2 separate regions of the Homo sapiens genome follow, and region 2 is linked to region 1. Evidence: chromatin contacts called from ENCODE Hi-C or POLR2A ChIA-PET data. All regions are on one chromosome and are shown on one strand. Each heading gives the region's core, a stretch centred on a gene start or an enhancer-like site at or near the end of the contact. The rest is flanking DNA. Distances are from core to core; before and after follow the strand shown. Region 1 holds the start of ZNF136 (zinc finger protein 136). Region 2 holds the start of ZNF763 (zinc finger protein 763).

Region 1 (3,997 bases), core at 1,121-3,620:
TACCTCTTGGGAAATACATTATCTTCTCTATGAAGCTCTACTGATAAAATGCACTTTCAACTAAATGAAATACTCAAGCTGAACTTGTTGTTAAGGCAAGAATCCCAGGGAGAAGCAGTGCTGACCTGGAATACAGACATTCGTCTGACTCCAGTGTCAGCAGAGGTCATCTTATCTATCAGTTGGAACATCCCTCTACCCCCATAGTGCTCACTGAAATGCTCAGTGACCACCCGCCCAAGAGACACTGCATTACGCGACACTGTGTACCCAAAGTGCATTTTGTTTTTCAGGTTATTCCACCACCTCGCTGAGATAGTTTTTCTCCCTTCACAAGGCTGAGAGAATACAAAGGACAGGAATCATTTCCGTCTTTTCCCTTGTCGACCTAAAAAGTAGAGGCTGAAACACAAAATATGACCCAAAGTGTCTGAAAAAGGGGGACAGGATGTGGGCTGATACAAAGTTGTTTGTCAGGAATTCTCACTGATTTACAGAAGTAACATTGATAAGCGCGTGGCTATGCACTGTTAAGCTATAGGGTGTGGGTTCCAGGGTCCCGTGTTGCATTAGTAAGTTGATTATACCTACTTGTGGCAATAGCAGTTTCAAAAGATGAATTCATAGCTTCAGGGAGTTAGAAGGTGATTGCTGTATCACTTGAATGTCTCTATGTGCCCGTTCATTTAAAAGGACCCACATTTATCAGACGAAAATTATTTTTTTGAGGCCGGGTACAGTTACGCCTGTAATCCCAGCACTCTGGGAGGCCAAGGCAGGCGGATCGCGAGGTCAGGAGATCAAGACCATCCTGGCTAACAAGGTGAAACTCCGTCTCTACTAAAAACACAAAAAATTAGCCGGGCGTGGTGGCATGCGCCTGTAGTCCCAGGTACTGGGGAGGCTGAGGCAGGAGAATCGCTTGAATCCGGGAGGCAGAGGTTGCAGTGAGCCGACATCACGCCACTGCACTCCAGCTTGGGCGACAGAGAGACTCCGTCTCAAAAAAAAAAAAAAAAAAAAAAAGTTATCTGGGAGTGGTGGCGCAAAACTGTGGTCCCAACTACAGGGGAGGCTGAGGCAGGAGAATCGCTTGAACCCAGAAGATGGAGGTTGCAGTGAGCCGAGATCACGTCACTGCACTCCAGCCTAGGCGACAGAGCGAGACTCTTTCAAAACACACAAAAAATTTTCTTTTCTCAATCCTCAATACCAGCATCTGATTGGCTGACCACCAGTGTGTCTCCAAAGGATGGAAACTGGGGTTGGGGGAGGAAAAGCTGAGTGCCCCCAGAGGTTGGCTATTTAGAAGCAGGGTATGCTAGATTTATCCTAGTCCCAGGGCATTCTCCCAGCCTTCTATTTCAACTGTCCTCTAGGAAGACTCACCCAAGACCCAATATTCACTAGATCCTCCAAGAGACTTGGCAGCTGTGGGCAGCTTGAGTCAGCCCCAGACAGTTTTGAAACCCAGAACCAGGAAAAAATAAATAGGAGGGGGCGCTGAAGGCATATCACCCTGTAAAGATTCCAAAGGGGAACCTCAACTCAAAGACATTCTGATGAGGTATCTGTGCATAGAGGAGACAAAAGGACAAGCACAAAGGTTTCTTACAGCGGAGTGTCAAGGCTATGAACAGAAAACAAACCTTGATGAAAGAGTAATCCATTGCTTTGTTGAAAAATAAACAATGAAAGCACAATATCTGAAATGTAGAATATAGGAGAAACGGTTGCTAATGTCGTGAATGGAAGGGGAGAGGTTGGCGTTTGGAAAAGCGAAAAGAGAACAGGAAATTTGGGGATTTACTGCAAGCCCTGGAAACAGCAGGCTGGGGGACAGAGTGAGGATTTGGGACCCTGCATCCCATACACTTAGAAAACTCAGGGAAAAACGGGTGTCCTCTGTGGAGAGAAAAGGAACTGGGAACCTCATACACCACAGCTCCTTCCACGCACAAGTCAGGATTTCCCCCACCCCATGACCCTCGCGTGGGCCCCGCACAATCTGAAGAGACTTGGGTCTTCGGGGCCGGGGCCGCAATCGCGGCACAGGGCGGGACGAGGACGCCCGGGGTCCCGGCTGCCGGCCCAGCCCCACCCTGAGGCCGAGGGTACCAAGGGCTGAGCTGCGCCAGAGGGACTCGGTACGCAGACCCAGAGTCGCCCACGGGAAGGCCCGGGCCGCGCCACAGCCAGTTCCGGTCGTCCAACCAGCCCCTCCTCCCTGTCTCGGGACGCAGGGCCCGACACACTCACCATTTCCTGACTCCCGGGTGTCCCAGCTTCCTCCCTCCGGATCCCAAGGCAGGTACAGGAAACCGCGCCACAGAGACTCCAGGCGAGCCACTCTGGGCCTCTGGGACTAGCGAAGCGAAACCAAGTACGGCAGACGCGAGAAATGAAAATCCCGCGAGAAGGTTGAACGTCTGCAGCTGCGTCCCCGACGGCGCGCCTGATTGGACCGATCGCAGAGCTCCTCCCCGGTGCCCCTGATTGGGTACAGCTTCGGGCTCTGCCCCCTGCATCTTGACAGATGTGAATGACAGGAGATGTGAAGCATAGATGAGTGAAGCGGGAATGAGGGGTCTTGGCCCCAGCCCTCAAACGCAGGGTGGACTTCTTCCCCTCGTCCCCTTCACTGTACTTGGTCTGCGGGGGATGGGGAGATGGGAGATACTTGCATTTTAGCAGAACTTAATCCGGGTTTACCAAAGGAGATACTTCCTGTACTCAGTGGGTCATTTCTTCATCTACCTCTTGCATGAGGAGTCACAGGTGTGCGCAGGGAGTTCCAGGCAGGACTGGAACAGAAGAAAGGGCGTGATATTCCCAGGGATCGGAAATTTGGGATGAGGATATGGGAAGCGTGCCCAAGGCTTTCTCATACCATACCTCTTTATCTCTCTCTATTTTTTACTTTATTTACTTATTTATTACTTTATTTACTTATTTATTACTTTATTTATTTATTTGAGACAGGGTCTAGCTCTGCCACCCAGGTTAGAGTGCAATGGCATGATCATAGCTCACTGCAGCCTCCATCTCCTGGGTTCAAGCGAACCTTCCGCTTCAGTCCCCTGAGTAGTAGAGACTACAGGTACATGCCACCAAGCCCGGCAAATTCTTTAATTTTTTGTAGAGACGGGATTTCGTTTGTTGTCCAGGCTGGTCTTGAACTCCTAGCCTCAAGTGAACCTCCCACTTTCGCCTCCCAAATCAATCTACTCATTTTCACCCAAGAAAATAAAAAACTGCCAACAAGTGAATAAAATTATTAAATACATGGAAAAACAAGTTCTATTTCCGTAATCTGTAAAGAAATCAAAAGGGAAGTAAAGCGAAAATTTGAACTAGCTCAGATAAGCAGGGCACTTCAGAACATTTAAAAAGGAAAAGATGAATTCAGAAGGTAGAACATATTCCCAAGCTTAAGAGTCAGTGACTGCTGAAGTGGAGCCACAGAGTACATTAGACCCTGATGATGAGGCAGGAAACCTAAGGATTTAACTCTGGGAGCTCAACATGCCCTCCTGTCACAGCATCACAATGTGGGAACGCTCCCTCCTTCAATACCTTAATAATTTACACCAGCAGAAAACTCTCACCTGTGGTCAATTTAGGCCCCTTGAAATTCCAACCTCTCTAGCTCATAAACCATTTCTCTGGAACGCTACCTAAATGAGTCTCTAAATATGATCTTTACATATTTTCTTCATATATACAAATTACAGCCTGACTGCAGCAACTCTATACATAGAAAAATCAAGGCCGGGCACAGTGGTTCATGCCTGTAATCCCCAACACTTTGAGAGGCCGAGGCGGGCGGATCACTTGAGGTCAGGAGTTCAAAACCAGCCTGGCCAAGATGGCGAAACCCCGTCTCTACTAAAATTACAAAAATTAGCCGGGCGCCTATAATCCCAGCTTCTGGGGAGGCTGAGGCACAAGAATCGCTTGAACCCGGGAGGTAGAGGTTCCAGTGAGCCGAGATCGC
Region 2 (4,202 bases), core at 1,377-3,876, 200 kb after region 1:
TTTGGGAGGCCGAGGTGGGTGGATCACGAGGTCAGGAGATTGAGACCATCCTGGCTAACACGGTGAAACCCCGTCTCTACTAAAAATACAAAAAATTAGCCGAGCGTGGTGGCGGGTGCCTGTAGTCCAGCTACTCGGGAGGCTGAGGCAGGAGAATGGCGTGAACCCGGGAGGTGGAGCTTGCAGTGAGCCGAGATCGCGCCACTGCACTCCAGCCTGGGCAACAGAGCGAGACTCCGTCTCAAAAAAAAACAAAATAGAGACAGGGTCTTGCTGTGTTAGCCAGGTTGGTCTTCAACTCTTTCTTGTTTATTTTGTTTTTGTTTTTTGAGATGGGGTCTCACTCTGTTACCCACACTGGAGTGCAGTGGCGAGTCCTCGGCTGGGCTGCAACTTCTGCCTCCTGGGTTCAAGTGATTCTCCCACTTAAGCCTCCCAAGTACCTGCGACTACAGGCACAGGCCACCACACCCAGTTAATTTTTGTTATTTTTGGAAGAGAAGAGGTTTCGCTATGTTGCCCAGGGTGGTCTCGAACTCTTGACCTCAAGTGATCCTCCCGCCTTGGCCTTGAAAAGTGCTTGAATTACAGGCCTAAGCCATCATGCTGGCCCAGAGTAGCTTTCAATAAACTCTCTACACACTGTACATTGCGACTTGTCTTGAATTCCTTCCTGTGTGAGATCCAAGAACCCTCTTGGGGTCTGATGAGGACCTCTTTTCCTGGTAATATAAAGCCAGAACTTAACTTCCAATTTTGGAGGACTGAGTCCTTTTCTCTAGAGTCTGTGTTTTTCCTGTTTGGGCCATTGCTATCTTTCTGCTTGAATAAACTCTTCCAGCTGAAATCTGAACCTTTCGATTATTTCGGAGTGACAAGTCCAAATAAGGCAACTGCATCTCTGCAACCAATCAAGCATTTATCTCATTTGTCTCCTCATGTACCTTATAAAAGCCCAGTCTTCAACCTGCAAACTTAAAAACATACCTTGCGGCCAGGCGAGGTGGCTCACATCTGTAATCCCCGCACACTGGGAGGCCGAGGCAGGTGGATCACTTGAGGTCAGGAGTTTGAGAATAGCCTGGCCAACATGGTGAAGCCCAATCTTTACTAAAAATACAAAAATTAGCCAGGCATGGTGGTGCATGTCTGTAATCCCAGCTACTCAGGAAGCTGAGGCAGGAGAATTGCTTGAACCCAGAAGGCAAAGGCTGCTGTGAGCCGAGATCCAGCCATTGCACTCCAGCCTGGGCGACAGAAGGAGATTCTGTCTCAAACAAAAACAAAAACAAACAAAGTACCTTCCCAGTTAAGTGAAGTGACTGGCTCTTGGCCAAGGGAACCCCCAAAAAACCCTGAAAATTGAGTGCCTCTGTATGACAGGATGGCAGGTGAGACAGGTCTCCTTATACCCTCTCCCTTTAGGAGTTTACATGCAGCAACTGACGCACATTCATGTAAAAACAGACATTATCTGACTGGAAAAACAGACTCCTTGTGGCAAGAAGATACCAAATTACAAACAAGACCTAAGGCCACGCAAGGTAAGGGTAAGTCATGCCTTGGAATTCATAAAATCTCGAGAAACAGGTCTGTTTTTTGGCTGGGATGGAATCAAGTGGCAGATAACAGACCCCCTTCCTTCAGCATTCCTTCCTACCTCCTCCAAACTTTAGACAAACTTCACACTCTCAATCAACTGCCACCTACAGAATCCCTCAACCACCTGTGCCTTCTAACCCCCCTTCCACAGGTCCCGCCCTTTCTGCCAATGGAACTTACACCTTCCAGGCACTGATTCATGATTTTCCCTGCAATTCCTGTCTCTCTGAAATGAATAAAACCAAATTGTCTTGAGCCGCCTCGGGACCACTCACTATAGGCTTCTTGGGGTTGTGTTTCCCTTGCCAAGGTCTCTCCTATTTGGCTACGAATAAACTTTATTTTACATTGTTTGGCTTTTTCAGTTGACAAACCACAAGCCAGGACTGGGTGGTTCTCATTACTGAATTGCTGTTTGCTCAAATGAACTCTTTAATTGTTAATGTACTTCAGTTTAATTTTTAACAGGAGAAAGTGGGAACTGGGGGCCCCACAGACCACTGCTCCTCCCACGCACGAACCCTACACACGAGTCAGGATTTCCCCCATGACCCTCTCGTGGCTTCCGCATAATCTGGGGAGACGCGGGGCTGCGGGCGCGGAACTGCCCAGAGAGGGCTCCGGGGCGGGGCCGCAGTCACCGCGCAGGGACAGGACAGGACACCCGGGGTCCCGGCTGCCAGCCCAGCCCCATCCAGCGGCCGAGGGGACCGAGGGCCGAGCAGCTCCAGGAGGACTCGGTCCCAGACCCTGGAGTCGCCCGCAGGGAGGCCCGGGTCCCGCCGCAGCCGGTTCCGGCCGGTTCCAGGCAGCCTCTACCCCGTCTCGGGACAACCGGCTATGCACACGCACCATTTCCTGGCTTTCAGATGTCCTGGGGTCCTCTCTACAGCTCCTGTGACTACAGAAGGGCACAGCGCAGGAGACAGAGCGATAGAAACCTGGGTAGAGGTACCAGGTCCCTCTCGGGGATGGATACAGCGGATATCAACCACCGGCTGCGCAAGGACAAAGGTGAGGACAGGAATGCGACCCACTCTGTGCCTGGATAAACAATGGGCAGGGCCCTGCCCCGGCACCTCTGATTGGATGGAATGCTAGGCCCCGCCCCTCACTTCTGAGTGACAGCGGAAGCCTTGGGTATCAGGCCCGGCAGAGCCAGACTGACTTGACGGATTCTAGCCACAGCTTCTCTAAGGGCGAGGTGCTTCCTGTACTCTGATTATTGGATATTTGCATTTCAGCCAGACTTGCTACAGATATAAGAGAACACTAGCGTCTTCCTCACTCAAGGGATTTTCCCCGCTCCTTCGTTCTGCACGGGGTCACAGGAGTGTGCAGGGAATTTCAGACTCAGTGTCCATAGGAGCCATCTGCTGGCCTCAGAGCAGCAGGGGAACCGAGACCAGGCCAGGCACGACTGCATCAGGAGAGGCACATGTCCTTGAGCGGGCCGGAATTGGGAATGAGGCATGGCCAAGCCTTGCTCACACACCCCCATCCCCTCCTCACAGTGTGAAAATGCTCCCTGCTTCCAGATCTTCATTTTCACCAGCAGGAAACTCTCACCTGGGGTTAATTTAACCTTCTGACCTAAATAAACTGTCAACTTCATGAACCCTTTATCCAGGTGTCGCCCCCAAACAATTCTGTCTCTAGCCTGATATTCACACATTCTCTTTATATATACAAACAACTCTGCCTCCAGCGACCCCATGCGTGTCAAACCCCAAACCCTGCCCAGAAGACAGCCCCAGGCTCCAGAGGTACAACACCAGAAAGGACAGAACCCCACAAAGGCGTCTGCACGTCTCTTCTGCTTTCCAGGGCTCTGCAGCTTCTCGGAATCCACACTCCTTCTGGAGCTGCTCTGAGCGGCTGGAGGCCACTTGTAGGGGAGGGCGGGCTGCCCGGGAAGACCCCAGGGAATCTCTCTTTCTCTTCCTTTGCAGGATCCACACTGGCCTCGGCGTGGAGTCACTGGCCTGGGGCTCTGCTGCCCCCTGCAGGTTATTCAGCTACTTCTCACCCGACTGATCAGTTCCATGAGACAAACACCCTCAAACCCCTGCTCTCCTCCTATGTTTATGTATAAAATGGGCGAGGAAAATTCTAAGATAACTTAAGTGCATTTAAAAGACTTTCAGATCGCGGTGGAGGTGGCAGCTGAGGGTCCCCTGATCAGTGACACTGCAGCAACTCCAGGCCTGGAGAGAGGGTGGAGAGCTGGAGCTGGATGTGGACAGGTGGAGGGAGCTACTCTGGGAACTGGGCTCTACAGCAGCGCGGATCTAGGGCCCGGAGCCCGGGAGAGCAGAGATGGGGGCTCCCGGGACAGGACGCTTGGGGAGAAGAGAGTCGGGCGGTTTCCATGGGACGGGGGTGCTGTGGCAGCTGGTGTGGGCCTGTGGCTATCATAACTAAGCCCGATTGGGACGTGAAAACTTGGATTCCGTGGGAATTTATGAAGAGGAAGGCTCTGATGACAAAGAAGTCATTGATGAGGAGGGGGAAGAGAGTCACCGGCAAGCTCACCCCCTTATGGAAAGAAAAGTGAACGCTCAACCACTGCTGCAAAATGGGGTCAAAGGATGAGAGTA

Evidence for each region. A loop is a pair of places that touch in the nucleus more often than their neighbours do. ChIA-PET counts read pairs that join two places held with the same protein, here RNA polymerase II (POLR2A). Pooled maps may share reads with other maps.
Region 2: a map of CD8-positive, alpha-beta T cell shows a loop between it and region 1 (12-fold over the local background). The contact joins the promoter of ZNF763 here to the promoter of ZNF136 in region 1. A Hi-C loop is called at or near these places in 2 of 168 maps with a recorded cell type or tissue (CD8-positive, alpha-beta T cell and ascending aorta), 1 of 37 single-sample maps with no recorded cell type and 12 of 50 pooled maps. POLR2A ChIA-PET finds 5 or more read pairs at or near these places in 6 of 52 experiments (GM12878, WTC11, activated B cell and 2 more).

The regions. Positions count from the first base shown.
Region 1 is chr19:12,161,469-12,165,465 of GRCh38, reverse strand. It overlaps ZNF136 (zinc finger protein 136), which reads right to left and starts at 2,370. Exons shown (of 4, transcript NM_003437.5): 1 at 2,260-2,370. The coding sequence starts at 2,262. RefSeq lists enhancers at 2,270-2,429, 2,440-2,529.
Region 2 is chr19:11,963,464-11,967,665 of GRCh38, reverse strand. ZNF763 (zinc finger protein 763) reads right to left here and starts at 2,626. Exons shown (of 4, transcript NM_001367172.2): 1 at 2,455-2,626. The coding sequence starts at 2,457. It also overlaps a transcript of ZNF69 not described here. RefSeq lists a silencer at 2,207-2,406 and enhancers at 2,558-2,852, 2,545-3,498.